Linked DNA regions of Homo sapiens: region 1 is linked to region 2. A link is a loop called in an ENCODE intact Hi-C map of the cell type or tissue named here. Cell type or tissue: CD4-positive, alpha-beta T cell. All regions are shown on one strand. Each heading gives the region's core, and the rest is flanking DNA. Links, peaks and the distances in the headings are about the cores only.

Evidence for each region. Peaks named below come from ENCODE experiments on the same cell type or tissue, not always from the same donor. Only the 100,000 strongest peaks of a DNase experiment are listed, where the experiment ranks them.
Region 1: a loop joins it to region 2, with 5 times the contacts of the local background. A loop is called at or near these places in 4 of 110 quality-filtered maps.

The regions. Positions count from the first base shown.
Region 1 is chr15:40,271,166-40,279,488 of GRCh38, forward strand. It overlaps BUB1B-PAK6 (BUB1B-PAK6 readthrough), which reads left to right. Exons shown (of 10, transcript NM_001128629.3): 5 at 1,059-1,556; 6 at 1,701-1,834; 7 at 2,181-2,307; 8 at 2,386-2,511; 9 at 2,977-3,111; 10 at 4,762-6,322. The coding sequence ends at 4,929. It overlaps PAK6 (p21 (RAC1) activated kinase 6), which reads left to right. Exons shown (of 11, transcript NM_001395430.1): 6 at 1,059-1,556; 7 at 1,701-1,834; 8 at 2,181-2,307; 9 at 2,386-2,511; 10 at 2,977-3,111; 11 at 4,762-6,322. The coding sequence ends at 4,929. It overlaps ANKRD63 (ankyrin repeat domain 63), which reads right to left. Exons shown (of 1, transcript NM_001190479.3): 1 at 7,207-8,323. Among named protein-coding and RNA genes, the nearest start is that of ANKRD63, 7.7 kb to the right of the region's middle. RefSeq lists enhancers at 1,549-2,050, 2,772-3,272. In CD4-positive, alpha-beta T cell, for the core only: CTCF peaks have their summits at 3,684 (motif pointing left) and 3,886; DNase peaks (open chromatin) are centred at 3,696 and 6,486; H3K27me3 peaks cover 1,509 bases.
Region 2 is chr15:38,696,070-38,704,392 of GRCh38, forward strand. It overlaps LINC02694 (long intergenic non-protein coding RNA 2694), which reads left to right and starts at 529. Exons shown (of 2, transcript NR_160786.1): 1 at 529-670; 2 at 2,069-3,969. RefSeq lists an enhancer at 639-688. In CD4-positive, alpha-beta T cell, for the core only: CTCF peaks have their summits at 3,729 (motif pointing left) and 3,928; DNase peaks (open chromatin) are centred at 422, 2,392 and 3,792; H3K4me3 peaks cover 2,628 bases; H3K27ac peaks cover 1,167 bases.

The DNA.
Region 1 (8,323 bases), core at 12-8,011, 1.6 Mb after region 2:
CACGTAATCCCTGGGAGGGGTCATGGTGCATATCACCGCTCCTTGGGGAGAACCCAAAGATGGGCGGGCACCTTTCCTGTCAGAAAGAGCAGAAGGGCTTGGGCTCGGAAAAGCAAGAAGCCTCGCAGGCTTCCAGGGCTGGGCCTGAGCAGGGCTCACTGGGGGCCCAGGCTGCCCCTCAGCTCCACCTTCCCTTCCTCCCTCCCTGCCAGAGCCAATGAGGATAGGCCCCCTACCTTCTCCTCCCTCCCGGGGGCTCCTTAGCCAGGAGTTTCATGCCAGGGAGGAAGTGGAAGGACTCCTTTAGGGGGTCCTTAAGACATCTCCCCATCCCTGGCCTCAAGGCTTGGGTTTGGCTGGACCTACCCTCCTAACTCCAGATCTCTCTGGCACCAGATTCCCAGCCCAGGGGAGACACCTGAGAACCCCCCAGATGGTGACACACCTCTGTGGTCCTCTGTCAGGGACATAACCTCCCAGCACAGATTTGCAAACTCCCTGCTGCAGGCACAGGCAGGGCTATCGGGCCCCAGGTGTGGCTCCCCTGCCTTGGTTCAGGGAGTGGAGACACAGTTGCCCACTGCTCCCCACCCCACTGCCAGGCCTCTTCTGCCCCCATGGGTCCTGGGGTGGGGGAGCCTTGGGAGTGAAGAATGCCTCTGACCCAGATTCTTCAAGCAGCCTCTGAGCTCAGAGGAAGAGTCTGCCTCACGGCAGCCTCCCTGGGGTCTAGCTGTCAATCGCCCAGGAAGAAATACCCAGCGCAGGACCCGGCGGGGAGCTGGCCTTCTCTGTCTTCCCAGGTGCAGCAGAGCGAGTGTAAGGAGCTGTCTTGGGCCTGCCCAGCCTGGTGCCCTGCGGGGGACTGCTGGCACAGGACTGTGACTGGGCTTCAGCTCTGTCTGAAAATCTTTGCTCAGAGCACCTCCCTAGTTTGATCTGATACCCCGCCTGACCCTGCCAGAGTCCAGAGGTCACGGCGGCCAGCCCCTGCCTCCGGGAAGGTTATTCCAAATGCTCCCACAGCCCTGACCCTTCCTGTTGCTTTGTCCCTGCAGCCCAACTCCTCTTTCCGACCGCCGCAGAAAGACAACCCCCCAAGCCTGGTGGCCAAGGCCCAGTCCTTGCCCTCGGACCAGCCGGTGGGGACCTTCAGCCCTCTGACCACTTCGGATACCAGCAGCCCCCAGAAGTCCCTCCGCACAGCCCCGGCCACAGGCCAGCTTCCAGGCCGGTCTTCCCCAGCGGGATCCCCCCGCACCTGGCACGCCCAGATCAGCACCAGCAACCTGTACCTGCCCCAGGACCCCACGGTTGCCAAGGGTGCCCTGGCTGGTGAGGACACAGGTGTTGTGACACATGAGCAGTTCAAGGCTGCGCTCAGGATGGTGGTGGACCAGGGTGACCCCCGGCTGCTGCTGGACAGCTACGTGAAGATTGGCGAGGGCTCCACCGGCATCGTCTGCTTGGCCCGGGAGAAGCACTCGGGCCGCCAGGTGGCCGTCAAGATGATGGACCTCAGGAAGCAGCAGCGCAGGGAGCTGCTCTTCAACGAGGTGGGAGGACAGGGTGGGACACAGACGGGGGCGTTGGGGATGGGCAGTGAGCAGCCAGCCAGGCTGGACATCTGTGAGCAGGGGCAGTGGGTGGCCATGCGTCTGGGCACTGTGCCTGGCACTCAGGCCCCCGCCTGCCCCCAGGTGGTGATCATGCGGGACTACCAGCACTTCAACGTGGTGGAGATGTACAAGAGCTACCTGGTGGGCGAGGAGCTGTGGGTGCTCATGGAGTTCCTGCAGGGAGGAGCCCTCACAGACATCGTCTCCCAAGTCAGGTGGGCAGCTGGGAGGGCTGGACCCTGAGTGCAGGCTGCCCTCACCATGGCCCTGCCAGGGCAATGTGGTCTTCTGCCTGTGGCCCAGAAGACTTGGGATGCCTGGGCTCCCCTGCCTGCTGGGGTAACTGAGACCCAGGGGTCTTGGGAGTGGAGAAGAGAAGGATAGCTTCTAGCCAAAGCTCAGGCCCCAGTTTTCACCAGGGCTATGGCCTGACTGTGCTGCCAAACAGATTGCCTGGGAGCTGTGGGGCCTAGCACCAGGGACTCCTACTCTGCTCAGCCACCCCACGACCTGCCAGAGCTAACGTTCTCTTTCATCGGGTGGCCCCACCTTCCTGTCCAGGCTGAATGAGGAGCAGATTGCCACTGTGTGTGAGGCTGTGCTGCAGGCCCTGGCCTACCTGCATGCTCAGGGTGTCATCCACCGGGACATCAAGAGTGACTCCATCCTGCTGACCCTCGATGGCAGGGTAGGTCCCATCCTGTCCCTGGCACAGCCACGCTCCCACTTCCTCCTGATCCACCACTCACTCCCTTTTCAACCGCAGGTGAAGCTCTCGGACTTCGGATTCTGTGCTCAGATCAGCAAAGACGTCCCTAAGAGGAAGTCCCTGGTGGGAACCCCCTACTGGATGGCTCCTGAAGTGATCTCCAGGTCTTTGTATGCCACTGAGGTAACCGTTCCCTCCACCCCCCAGACCTCCCAAAAGCAACTTGGCAACTGGCAGCTCTTCTGCTGTGGCCCCTCCAGTGAGCTCACCAAAAGCAGCCCTGGTTTTCAGAGTCCCACCTAGTCAACACCCTTCCCCCTTTCGATGGGGCTGCTCTTACCCAGTGACTTTGCTGCCAGGAACGAGTCCTGCAAGTGCTTTCCTCAGCTCAAGGGCAGAATGGGGTATGGCCGGGCCTCCTATGTATGATGGCCTTTCTCTGAGTGACTGACAGCTGTGTCCCTATAGGCAGTGGTCACTCATGCAGGCAGTAACTGGCCACAGGGCAGGTGACCAGGGGAGGAAGGAGACAGACCCACCAAGGAGAGCTGGGGCCAGCTGTCCCCCCTCCACCACTGCTGCCACCAGAACGCAGCTACCAATGGGCCAGGGTCTGGCCATGGGGTCAGGGACATTTTCCTCCTGCAGGTGGATATCTGGTCTCTGGGCATCATGGTGATTGAGATGGTAGATGGGGAGCCACCGTACTTCAGTGACTCCCCAGTGCAAGCCATGAAGAGGCTCCGGGACAGCCCCCCACCCAAGCTGAAAAACTCTCACAAGGTCAGTTGGCACACAAGGGTGCGACCTCGCAGACCCCATTCCTCCTGAGGCAAGGGGACCAGAACCTGGGCTCCCAGCATCTCCCTTCCACTGAAGCCACAGGGTCTGGGCTCCTGGAAAAGGCTCCTCTTTCCCCACACAAAACCCGCACCTGGGTGTGGAGCCGCATCTACGCACAAGTTCGCATGTGCGCTCCGACAAGTCGCCTCCCACGGCTGTGGCAGGAGAGTTGCTGCTTGGCAGAAGGGTTGCTGCTTGGCAGGCACTGGTCGGAAGCCCAGTGGGGCCCATGAGCAGGGAAAGCCAGGACACCAGCAATCCCTGCTGTCCAGGGAGGGATCCGGAGAAGCTTCACTGAGCACAAACCCTTCTAACCCGTGTCGGGAGATCCATACCATGATTCGATGTCCCTGTCCATCACGGCGAGTCGGCTCATGCTCCATCGTTGCACACCCCGACACAGCTAAGCCACAGCGTTCCCCTTAAAGCCAGTATAAGTGCATGGAAGTGTATACATGTAACCCTTTTTGCCAAATCGGCCCCAACCCCGCAGGCCTTACTGTGGACGCCCCCTGCTGGCAGGTCAGCACGGGGCTGCTAAGTGGCACCGCCATCTGGTGGCCAAAACAAGAAATGTCTCAGAGGGCTGAAGCCTCTCCTCTAAAATAGCAAAAAAACAAGAGTTCTGTGGCCCCAACACAAAGCTGGATGGGAGGACCAACAGGAAACATCTTCCAAGACAACTGGTCCTTGGAGCCCGCACCGCTAACCCCAAAATTAGCATATAAAGATCTCCAGTTGGCTAATTCCTCAGAGGATGTAGCCTTCTGCCCAAGACTCAGCCTCATCCCAAGATACTGGCTCAAAATGAACCAAGATAAGCCCTTGCTTTAGACTCTTAAGGCCTAGAGCAACAAAGAAATCTTCCTTTTCAGGTCTCACTTTATTTTCTATTTTTCAGAGTACTTCCTCATCCTTGACTTGTTTGTTTCTGTTGTTGTTGGTTTTTTTTTTTTTTTTTTTTTTGGAGATGGAGTCTCTCTCTGTTGCTCAGGCTGGAATGCAGTGGTGCGATCTCAGCTCACTGCAACCTCCGCCTCCTGGGTTCAAGCAATTCTCCTGCCTCAGCCTCCTGAGTAGCTGGGATTACAGGCACGTGCCACCATGCTCAACTAATTTTTGTATTTTTAGTAGAGACAGGGTTTCGCCATGTTGGTCAGGCTGGTCTACGAACTCCTGACCTCGTAATCTGCCCAACTTGGCCTCCCAAAGTGCTGGGATTACAGGCTTGAGCCACTGCGCCCAGCGACCTGTTTTTAAAATCTCAAAAGCCCTATGTGGCAGACAGGGCAAGCATACTTTATCACTAGCCCATTTTACAGATGAGAAAACTGAGGCCTAGAGAAAACTGTGACTTGCCTGAGATCACGGATAGAGCCAGATCTGGATCACTGATGCCAATCCTCTGCCCCTTCCACAGAGCTATAGCATCTGAATGCTGAGAGCCTTGAGGGGGTGGGGAGGGACAAGGGAACAGGAAGTTAAAAAACCAGCGAATTCATGACTTTCAAACAATGATAAGTCCAGGCAATCAGGTCACCCCGAAGTGACTGCAAATTGTGGCTTCATCTTACTGCCCTGCCTCTACAGGTCTCCCCAGTGCTGCGAGACTTCCTGGAGCGGATGCTGGTGCGGGACCCCCAAGAGAGAGCCACAGCCCAGGAGCTCCTAGACCACCCCTTCCTGCTGCAGACAGGGCTACCTGAGTGCCTGGTGCCCCTGATCCAGCTCTACCGAAAGCAGACCTCCACCTGCTGAGCCCACCCCAAGTATGCCTGCCACCTACGCCCACAGGCAGGGCACACTGGGCAGCCAGCCTGCCGGCAGGACTTGCCTGCCTCCTCCTCTCAGTATTCTCTCCAAAGATTGAAATGTGAAGCCCCAGCCCCACCCTCTGCCCTTCAGCCTACTGGGCCAGGCCGGACCTGCCCCCTCAGTGTCTCTCCCTCCCGAGTCCCCAGATGGAGACCCCTTTCTACAGGATGACCCCTTGATATTTGCACAGGGATATTTCTAAGAAACGCAGAGGCCAGCGTTCCTGGCCTCTGCAGCCAACACAGTAGAAAAGGCTGCTGTGGTTTTTTAAAGGCAGTTGTCCACTAGTGTCCTAGGCCACTGCAGAGGGCAGACTGCTGGTCTCCACAGATACCTGCTGTTCTCAGCTCCAGCTTCAAACCTCGAGTCTCGAGAGGGCCACGGGGTGGTTTTTATGACCGGAATCCCGCTTCCTCCCTCACGTCTGATGTCCTGAAGGTGCAGTCCCACCTGTACAGCCCCTCCCCGCCCAGAACTGTGAATGGCCTGCTCCAGGCCATGGCTGGGGGCAGGGAGTGAGGGGACAATTTCTGAGTGAAAGAGAAAGAATGGGGTCGGTGGTGAAGGTGCTCTCACTTTACAGAATGGAGAGAACATCGTGTGTGTGTGTGTGTGTGTGTGTGTGTGTGTGTGTGTGTAAGGGGAGGAAAGCCACCTTGACAGCCCAGGTCCCTCCAGGTCACCCACAGCCAGTTTCAGGAAGGCTGCCCCTCTCTCCCACTAAGTTCTGGCCTGAAGGGACCTGCTTTCTTGGCCTGGCTTCCACCTCTCCACTCCTGTGTCTACCTGGCCAGTGGAGTGGTCCATGCTAAGTCTAACACTCCTGGGAGCTCAGGAGGCTTCTGAGCTTCTCCTGTACTGTGCATCGTGAGGGCCAGAGACAGGAATGTAAGGATTGGCAACTGTGTTACCTTTCAAGTTTATCTCAATAACCAGGTCATCAGGGACCCATTGTTCTCTTCAGAACCCTATCTGGGAGAGAAGGCGAACCACCTCCGGGTTTCCATCATGTCAAGGTCACAGGCATCCATGTGTGCAAACCATCTGCCCCAGCTGCCTCCACAGACTGCTGTCTCCTTGTCCTCCTCGGCCCTGCCCCACTTCAGGGCTGCTGTGAGATGGAATTCCAGGAAAGAACTTCAGGTGTCTGGACCCTTTCTATCTAGATAATATTTTTAGATTCTTCTGCTCCCTAGTGACCTACCTGGGGGCAAAGAAATTGCAAGGACTTTTTTTTAAGGGTCAGAGTTTTCAAAACAAAAGCATCTTCCCTAGAAATTTTTGTGAATTGTTTGCACTTGTGCCTGTTTTAAATTAAATTGAGTGTTCAAAGCCATTGGGCTTCCTGTGTCTCTGGGAGCGGAGACCGGCCGTCTTGGAGGGGGGTCTCCTGTGGCGGGTGAATCTCGTGTAGCCTCCCCTCCTCCCCACGTGAGCTCTCCAGCAGCCACACCACAGAACACCCAACTTCCCTGGTGGCCTGTGGACCCGAAAGGAGGGCAGAGAGGAAGGGAAACAGGAAGTGAAAGGCCCTTGGGAATGAAGGCGATGAAAAATAGACGGGGCTACTTCCCCAGGGGAGAAGAGCCCACAAGGAAAGCCAGGGCCCTGCGCTGCGTTTGCGGGGGGTGGCCGAAGTGGCTGACGACCACCCTGTGTGTCAGCTTCTCCCATCCTCTGCGCGCTCCTCACCCCCACCCCAGACCTCCAGCTGTCCATAGGAAGTGGTCTGAAACCGCTTCCAGTGGGAGAGCAGTCCCTGCCTCACTCCTCAGGACTGAGGGAGATGGTGTGGGGTTCAAAAAGAACGGAGCAGAGCCTGGAAACCAGGGAGCCTGGGCTTTCGTTCTGGGGGTGGGGAGGTGGATGAAATTATCTTGCAACTTCCAGCTCCCACACGGATTCCCGCACTTCCTTCCTGAGATCTCCCACTGCCCAGGATTCAGGAGCAAGCCAGGAGCAAGGAACCATGCAGCCTTTCTTTCACTCCCCAGTGCATTCACACCCTGACAGGTGCCCTGGTGCTGCGGCTGGCCCGGCCTGTCCCCCCAGCTCAGCAGAAGCAGCACCTGTGACTTACCTTCAGGAGCCAGCACAGTAGGACGGGCAGGGCGGAGGCTCACTAAGGCAGGGGCCTCCACAGGAGGCAAAGGCTCGGTCCATCTCTCCAAAGGGAGCCGAGGGTCAGGAGTGCTTGATAAGGCAAAGAGAGGCCAGTTCTCGCAACGGAATAATACACTGGATTTATTAACTATTCTTTGAGTTCTAACAGTCCTTCCACCACACAGTATCACTCTGAAAGGGTGTGCATGTCTCACAGCTCACACACACACCACTTCTGATCTTAGGGTACCAAGTGCCAGCATCCTGGGTGACTCTTCACAATGACAAAAGCAACAAGAACTGGAAAAGCAAAATATTTAGAAAAGTCTCTTCTGAAGGTAGAGATTGCTAGAGAGGACCCAGCCTCAACACCCTGGGGCTGACAAAGGGAGTTCAGGAGAGAAAAATGTGGTAAAACATGGAAGTTCTGCACAGAGCCGGGCCTGGGAAGGAGTCTGTATGTATGGACAGCAAGGCAGTCAGACACACGATGCAGTTCAGACAGGAAAGAGCCGCTGCAGTTGTTTAGAAACATCGCTTTCTACCACCAAGCTCTCGGCAGCTCCACAGAGAAGAGCCCTCATGGTTGTTTATCCAGTCAAGAGGGCCCAGGGTGACATTCAACCAGAAAGCCGTATATCAGAGATACTGGAAAGATTACAGCACCTCTGATACAATGTGCAACCCAGACTTCATGCTGTTAAGCCAAAATACTTGCATTTCTACACCACTAAAAACGTCATTAAAATTCAACACAGTTGAAAAGGGAGTACATAAGCAAGCAAGGGTCAGAAAGCAGCAGTTTGCACTTGGGGTGTCCAGTGGTCCCCACCCTACCCCAGACCCTCTCTCTCAGGCTTTTCAGGCACTTGGTATTGTGCACCCACCACCCAGACGGGGACTGAGGAGAGGCAGATGTTTTGGGAGAAGAGGGGAGGGAGAGGGCAGAATACCTCAGAAACCAAAGCTAGTATCAGAAGAAAACTGCATAATCGGCAGGTCCCAAGGGAAGGGTTGGCAGCTCCAGCTTTTCGGAAGAGAGCTGTAGCTCTCAGCCTTAACTTGGAAGATTTAACTTGGGGTCCTTATTGAAGGGTCTGGGCTCCTGCTACTCTCAATGCGAGTTTTTTGTTCATTGTCCCTCACTTCACTGCTGTAAAGTGACTTCAAGTATCCGGATTTAATATTCTACAAGAGGAAGAGGATTCCACGATAAATGCACATGGATGAAGAA
Region 2 (8,323 bases), core at 303-8,302:
GGGACTGCATCTGGATCCCAGCTGTCAGGACCTGGCTTCCAGATCTGAATTCTAGAGCAGAGGGAGGGAAGGCAGAACACCTACCAGCACACTAATGTTTCAAGTTTGGCCTAGAGCAAAGAGCCTGAGTTGCTGTTGGCCAAACGTTGGCCTGTGTTTGTCAGACTGGGCTGAAGACTTCCTCCCTGGTCTATCCTTCACCTCTTATGCCACAGTTTTGGGAAACACTGTGCTCAGCAAGCTGAACTGCTTCTTGGGTGTGCGACTAGGGTGCCAGCCAGGCCAGGGACGTCCAGGACTGGAAGAAATGCAGGGGCAGGACCACAGCACAGGCTGATCAGGAGGCTGCCCCACCAGGAGCTCTGCTGAAGGCTGCATCCTCTCTGCTGAGAGTCAACCACTGTGCTGACTCACCATCCTTGTGGTTGAGAACCCATCAGCAAATTGGTGGCTCTGATGAGCCCTGGAGCTGCAAAATATAGGCCGGGGTACCTCAGCCGGAAGGGACTTCAGTTAGTGACAGGTTTTCTGTTCTGATATGGAGCTACAAGGGGCCCAAGAGGACCTGGGCATTTCCCTCTCTAGTCCCCGGAGGAACCATGAAACCAGGCCAGGAAGCAAGGCTAAGGGCAGGAGCAGCATCTGTCTCCAGGCGTCTGTTTGGATGGCTGTAAGTCCCACCTTGCTCTGTTTTTTTCTGCTATGGCTGAACCTGGATCTAGCAGGGTTCTCAGTTTCTGCTATGGCTGAACCTGGATCTCAGTCCCCTGGTGAGCTTAGCTCCTGCCTCCCAGAGAACTGGAATGACCTTATTCAGACACCTCCAGCCTGTATAAGTCAGGGGCAAGGACTGGGGAGTCAAGAGGGTTAAGGGAGTGAGAGGTGAGAGTTACAATCTACATTGTATTTTATGTCAACAGCATCCCCTGGAGTACTGCAAAGCTCTAAGTCAGATATCCCAGTGGGGGGCATCACCCATCCTAGACTTTCTCCCCTGCCCCATGCCCCTTATACCAACATCAATTCAGCACATAGCACTGTACTTGGCCATTAAGATAGTAAATAAATGCCTGGTGAATAGTTTGATAGACAGAAAGATGCCCACTCCCCCAACCCAAAGATGTTTACATTCTCATTCCTAGAAACTGTAAATATGTTATCTTAATAGCAAACAGGATTTTGCAAGTGTGGTTAACATTAAGGATCTTGAGATAAAGAGATTATCCTGGATTATCCGAATGGGCCTAATCTAATCCTAAAAAGCAGACAGGCTTCCCTGGGTGCAGTCAGAGACAGAAATGCAGCTAGGGGAATTGGAGTCAAAGAGAGGGCCATGAGAGAAGGATTCCATGCCCTGTGGCTGGTTCTGAGAGGTAGGGACTCTATGTAAGGACAGAGCAAATGTCTTCTAGGAGTTCAGGGTGGCCCCAGTTAGCAACCAGCAAGGACCTCAGTCTTACAGTCCCACGGAACTGTCAAGACCAGAATGAGCAAAGATAGTGATGCACCCCCAGAGCTGCCACCAAGGAACGCTGTCCTGCCGAGACGTTGATTTTAGTCCTATGAGACCCATAGGACTTCTGGCCCATAGAACTAAATGATAGTGTGTGTTTTAAGCTGCTAAAGTTTTGGTAATTTATTATAGTAGCAACCGATAATAGAAATGGCTATAAAATGGAATGTATTTTGTAACTGAACATAATTTTCTTGCCTCTGGTGTCCCTAATTTCCTTGGTGGCTGGCAGTCATAGAGAAGTCCTTTTCCATGGTTAGCTGTGTGCCAGTGACGGGGAGGGCATCCTTACTCTGGTCTCAAGTGCTTCTTGGCACCCCTGGGTTTACTTTTTTGCTGATGTCCCCTGGCATAGGTGTTGCTAGAAGCTGGCGTTTTTAGGAAGCACGTAGAACTCTCTGCTCCTTCATAGTCAGTCAGTGGCTCCATCCCAGGCAGGTGCTCCAGACCCATCCCATTCATTAGTCATCTATTCTGTACAAGAAACTTGATGAATTTTATTTCATTTAATTCTAACAACTATATGAATTAGGTAATGTTATCCCCATTTTACAGGGAGGAAAGCTGAGGCTCAGAGCAAGTGAACATCTAACCCAGGGCCACCAACAAGAGCTCAGGGATTGGAATCTGGGAGAAGATGCTTCCCTTCTCTTCTCCAAGAGTCCTTTTGGGGCTGGCAAGTTGATACAAGCTCCAGCTCATGTCTTCAGACAATGCTGGGTCCAAGGAAATGCATGGATCTCCTGCATTACAAAGTTTGACTCCAAGAGAAGCCCAGAAGTGGCTTCCAGCCCCTCCTACCTAACTGTGCCCCGCCGTTCACCACTTCCTGTCTTCCTGCGACCCAGTGACAGATGTGTCTGTGGGGGCTGCTACTTGGGAAAGTCCACCAGGAGGAGAGCATGCCAATCTCTCCTCTCAGATCCTCTGGGGGTTACTTTCCCCACCCAAACTAGGCCTTGATGTCAAGGCCTAGTTACAGGGATGTCAAACTAGGAGGTTGATGTCGGTGTGGTGTGTAAGATGTTGGGGAGAAGCTGCAGGTGCCTTCTTACCAGCTCTTCCTGAAAACTTGTCTCTCCCTCTCCTTGTTAGTCTGTTTTATAACTCACACTCCAGCCGGGGGGAAGTAAAGGAGCTTATCCCGTTCACAGATCCTGTAACCCATGGTGGTTATTACCTCATAGCTGGTGCAGTGTTCTTTGAGCCTAGCAGTTTGGTTTAGACTCAAGTGTCTATTCTTTGCAGTCTTTCTGGGGTTGGTAGCAGAGAAAGAGAAGAGAACAGGTAATTCGATCACTCAGGTTATTCGTGTGTAAAAGTTGAAGCCCTACCACAAACGTATGAGTGGATGTTATAGTGTAATAACCTGGACATTGCCAAGACAGCTTCCTCAGGGCTTTTGTTTCCTCAAGCCTACCTGAAGGCTCTCTTCTCAGTCACGGGGGATGGAATTGTTTCATCCCTGGCTTGCTCTGGGCCTCAGTTTCCCTATTCCAGGATAGTTTCCCTATTCCCTATTCTGCATCATAAAAAAAAAAATACACTCCTGATAGAAGTCGGTTGATGCTTTTGGCCTGCAGCCTCCTTAAGGTTAATAGTCCACATAATTTCCTCAGGGGCCCTGGCTGGCCTGTTGTGGGTGTACCCATGAAGTATCTTGATTTGCTATGATAGGAGCCACCTTGGCTTCCTGTGGAGATAAGCCCTGCCCCTCGTTCCCACTTTAAGCTTGAAAAGTCCCTTATCCAACTTTGGAATGGGAACTAGAAAGACTAAGCAGTGTCTCTCAGGGGTTCCTTCTGGGGTCACTCAGAAGAGGAGAACCAAGCAGTCTTGGCGGAGAGACACCTGAAGTTGGTCACTCGGCACATTACCAGGGGCTCAGCAATGACCAGCCTGCAACCATCCTGCCTTTCCCCAGGGGTCTGGGCTCCAGCCATGGAGGGTGGACTGGAGACTCCTTTGCCTTTCAACACTGTCTGGCCTGTCTCGGGTCCGGCACGTCTTTTCTCTACTGATTTTGTGGCTGTGGTTAACTTAGCTAACCTTTCAGTGAAATAATGTCTAGTGGCATTCCTTTACATTTTCCATGTGCTGTTTTTTCCATAACTCCATTTTCTTCAGGGCTGAGTTTGGGTCTTCATTTTTCCACCCACAGGCCTAGTTAAGCTTGGTCTTGTGCTCCAACTTACCTGCCCCAGACTTCTTGGATGGACATTGTCAATCTGGTCATATTGAGAGTGAAACTGCCACCTAGTGGTCACTGGAGGTGTGCCTGCCTTTTCATGAGCTCTCTTGCTGCTGGTTACCGGAAACATCAGTTGATGGTTTTCTTCTAAGCTAACTCAGAAGCTGTGATGTGAATCAGACCAAACAATTTATCTGCTTCAAATCCATATTGTAAAGAGGTTTAATATAAAGACATATTTTCAAATCAAAATAAATAATGAAGCAAAAATCAGATAGACATGTACTCCTTTGCCAAACTGGAACACAATTTTTCTTTCTTTGACTAAATTTCAATTCAAATGAAGTCCTACAAAGACAAAACAAATCAACTAACAAACAGCCCAACAAAAACACCTAAACCAAACAGCCCAGCAAAAAGCGGAATGGTCATTTTCATTTATCCAACACAAATCTACTTAGTGCTGGGCTGGTTCTGGTAGGCAACCAAGTGTTTAGTGGATACCCGAGCAGCTCATTCTAATACAACATGGCAACTTAAAATCAGGTGAAGAAATGCAGTGGGAGAAAACAAAGAGGAATTGGTAACTCTGCAGAGCAGTGACATTTGAATAGACTTGTCAAGGAAGACTAGATTTAGTCAGGCAGGAGGGAGAGAGGGCAGGGAGGGAATTCTACCTGACTAAGGAAGAGCATGTGCAAGGCCTAGGGGAATGGAAGAGAAGAATGAGTTCAGGTGTCTGGAAGAGGTTGTCTTAGTAGGTTTCCTGTTGCTGTAACAGAATACTACAGAGTGGGTAATTTATAATGAAGAGAAATTTATTTAGTGTATGGTTTTGGAGGCTGGGAAGTCCAAGAGCATGGTGCTGTCCTCCAGGAAGGGTCATTCCATGGCAGGGAGGCAGAAGGGCAAGAGAGGGAGTGTGAGAAAGAGAGACAGAGACAGAGAGGGAGGGAGGGAGGAAAAGGGGGCCAGACTCCCAAGATCGCTCACTCACTTCTGTGATGACAGCATGAGTCTATTCACAAAGGCAGAGCCCTCAGGACCTCATCACCTCTTACAGGCCCCATCTCCCAAAACTGTAACAACGGCAATTAAATTTCAACAACAGTTTTGGTGAGGACATTTGAACCATAGCAGGTGAGTAGTGTGGCTGAAAAAATATCATTAAGTCTAAAGCCTTGTAATGCATTAATTAACCACCTATTTTATATATTTATTGGCTACCTGTCTTATTCAAAGTAGATATACAAAGGTATGAGACATGGAGAAAAATTTAAGATGACATGGAGGTATATTGAAAAGATGTCAGTTCTTCCCAAATTAGTCTACAAATTCAAAACTAGCACAGTAAAGATCCCAGCAGGTTTTTTCTTTTGTGGAAATTGAGAAGCTATTTCTAAAATTTATTTAGAAATGTGGAGCCAAAAATAGCCAGACTATCTTAAAAAAGAACAAAACTGGAAGACTGATACTACTACATACCAAGAACTTTAATAAAGCTAAACGAATTGTTGGGAAACTGGCAACAATTAAAACTGAATGTACACACACCCTCGGACCCAGCAATTCCATTCCTATGTACATGTCCAACAAAAATGCATATATATTTAATAGAGATTTATACTAGATTGTTCAACACAATGGTATTCATAGCCGTAAATGGTGACTATCCGAATGCCTTTCAACCCGGTGGTGTCTTTGTACAACAGGATTCTGTATAGCAATGAAAATGAATGATTTACAATTACACACAACACTCTGGATGTATTTCACAAATATTACATTAAGAAAAAGATGCCAGACTCAAGAGAATACACATTGTCCAATTCCACTTATATAAAACAAAAAAAGGGCCCCAAACAAGGTCTTGCTCTGTCACCCAGGGTGGAGTACAGTGGCATAATCACAGCTCACTGCAGCCTCAAATTCCCAGGCTGAAGGATCTTCCTACCTCAGCCTTCTGAGTAGCTGGGACTATAGGAGCATGCTATCACACCCACCTAATATTTAAAAAAAAACTTTTTGTACAGATGGGATCTCCCTGTATAGCCCAGGCTGGTCTCAAACTCCTGCACTCAAGTGATCCTCCTGCCTCAGCCTCCCAAAGTGCTGGGATTACAGGCATCAGTCACTGCGCCCAGTGTAAAAAATGGCCAAAATTAATTGTGGTAGATTGATTGTACTAGCAGCTCTAACTCTTCATCTCTTAAAATCCATGCCCTTTGCCATATGACTGCAGCTCCTTTCACTGAAGATGTGGAGTGTATTTCCCCAGCAGGGTCAGGACTATGGTGAGGCAATGAAGGCAACTGCCCCAGCCTTAAAATTAAGGAGGCACCAAAATCCTCAGTAATCAAGAAAAATAATATTGAATGCAATGTTTTTGAAAAATCAAAATTAATGCAAGAAAATCCATTGTGAACAAAATTTCGATAAAGACAGGAGCTGACCCTGCACTTGCATAACTCAATTTACTAGCCTCACTCTACTAGCCTCACTCTAATCCTGGCTCTGTCAGATCCTATCTTGAATAAAGAGGATGCCTGCATATTTCTGTTTGTTCTCTTATTCTCTGCTATCACCATGGCCATGCCTGGCTAGCCTGCTGGAGGCGAGCTGTCCCCCAACCCCCAAGGTGCAAGAGAAAGTCTGTGGGGGATCAGTCACAGTGGTGGGAAAAATTATAGGGAAAGGATGCAAACCTTCTGAAAGGTTGGAAGCTCCTGCAGAGCCCCAGGAGAGAATAGCTGAAAGCAGCTGTTCTATAACCCTGAGGCAGAGGGCAAGGAGTAAGTACAAAGGAGTGTAGGGGAATTTATCTTAAACAGGCTTGTTTACTTATGTTGACCAGGAACTGACCTTTGATCATCCACACACCTGACTTTCTCTGGAAGGAGAACAATAAATGTTAATTACCTACAGGTTGTGTTGGCTCCAGGTTTTTGGCATTGTGCCTGAGCTGAATAAAAGCAAGCAGCTCCAGCTTCTCCAGGCTGCTGTCTGGCCGTTAGAGCCAGCCAGTCACCTAGCTGCTTTTATACTGCATACCTGTGTCTGAGTACTCATTTCATCCATTGGCCAAGGCCTGTGGGACAGACCTGGCAAGAGCCCAGCCAAGATGAACCAACTTGCCTACACAACCACCCCCGTGAGTGAATGATAAAATATTGAAGTTTTGTGATTGTTTGTTCTGCAGCAAGAGCCAACCGATGCACTGAACTATGTAGTTAAGGGTCAGGATAGAGGTTGCTTTTGGGAGATGAGGCATGAAGTGGGTTCTGAGGTGCTGCTGAGTTCTGTTTCTTAACCTGGGTGCTAATTACACAGTTGTATTCAGTTTGTGAAAATTGACTTGTATGTTTATGACCTGTACAACTTTCTATATTTTTATATTTGAAAACATTTTAAAGGGTAGGTGACAAGGCTCTTACTATTTTTTTCAAGGACAACTTACTGGGATAAGATGTATAAAATAAAAGTTACAAGCACCAGAGACTGAAATCAAAATCCAGAATAAATTGAACTTGAACTAATATTCAGAAAAATCTATGAAAATACCTATTTTGGACTCTATCCACAATTATTTATGTGAAACCACTTAGAATTACTTAGACCATTATTTTTAAATTCTGTTAGGCATGACACAATCACAACATAAGAATATTCTCTGAACCAGTATTTCATTCGGTTTGGGTTTTTGCTGAATTCATCTTTACATGTGGCTTTGCATGGCCTCATTTCAATAAAAATGAGACCAATGTAAATTATTATGATGGCTATTTTTCGACCATATAATACTGCTAATGTCAGTAGGCTTTTCTTTTCTTTTTTTTTAATGGAGTCTCCCTCTGTCGCCCAGGCTGGAGTGCAATGGCAAGATCTCAGCTTACTGCAACCTCTGCCTCCCAGGTTCAAGCCATTCTCCTGCCTCAGCCTCCCGAGTAGCTGGGATTACAGGCGCCACCACCACGCCTGGCTAATTTTTGTATTTTTAGTAGAGACAGGATTTCACCATGTTGGCCAGGCTGGTTTTGAACTCCTGACCTCAGGTGATCCACCCGCCTTGGCCTCCCAAAGTGCTAGAATTACAGGCGTGAGCCACTTTGCCTGGCTGGCTTGGCTTTTCTATGCACAGAGATTAGATATAACTATCATTCAGCATCAATCCAGGAGCAACTTTATCCATCCATCCAGTCTGATTCAATCATTATCTCATACCTGATGGGAAGAAGCTGGCATCTAATCAGAACTGTGATTTCCTTGCTGTGGATTCCTTTTTCTAGCTGGCTAGAATTGACTCTGAAGTGGGTGGGAAGAGCCTGTTATCAATTTGATGTCAAAGAGAAAGTCGTTCTGTTTTAAGAATTGAGATAAAAAGGGGAAAATACATAGCTAAATAATGGCATTTGTGATGTCTTCCTCCATATCCCAAAAGAATAACTTCTAGTTGCTTTTCAGAAAGACAGGCAAACCTGTACGAGTTCTCTGGGGGAAAAAAAGAGTTCTATCTAGTACCAGATTTGTTCCCTGCCCAGGTGTTTCCTATGCACCTGGGCCTGGCAGTGCCATGCCCCACTTTCCACAGCAGATGAGGGCCAGGAATGGTGCCAAGGTCT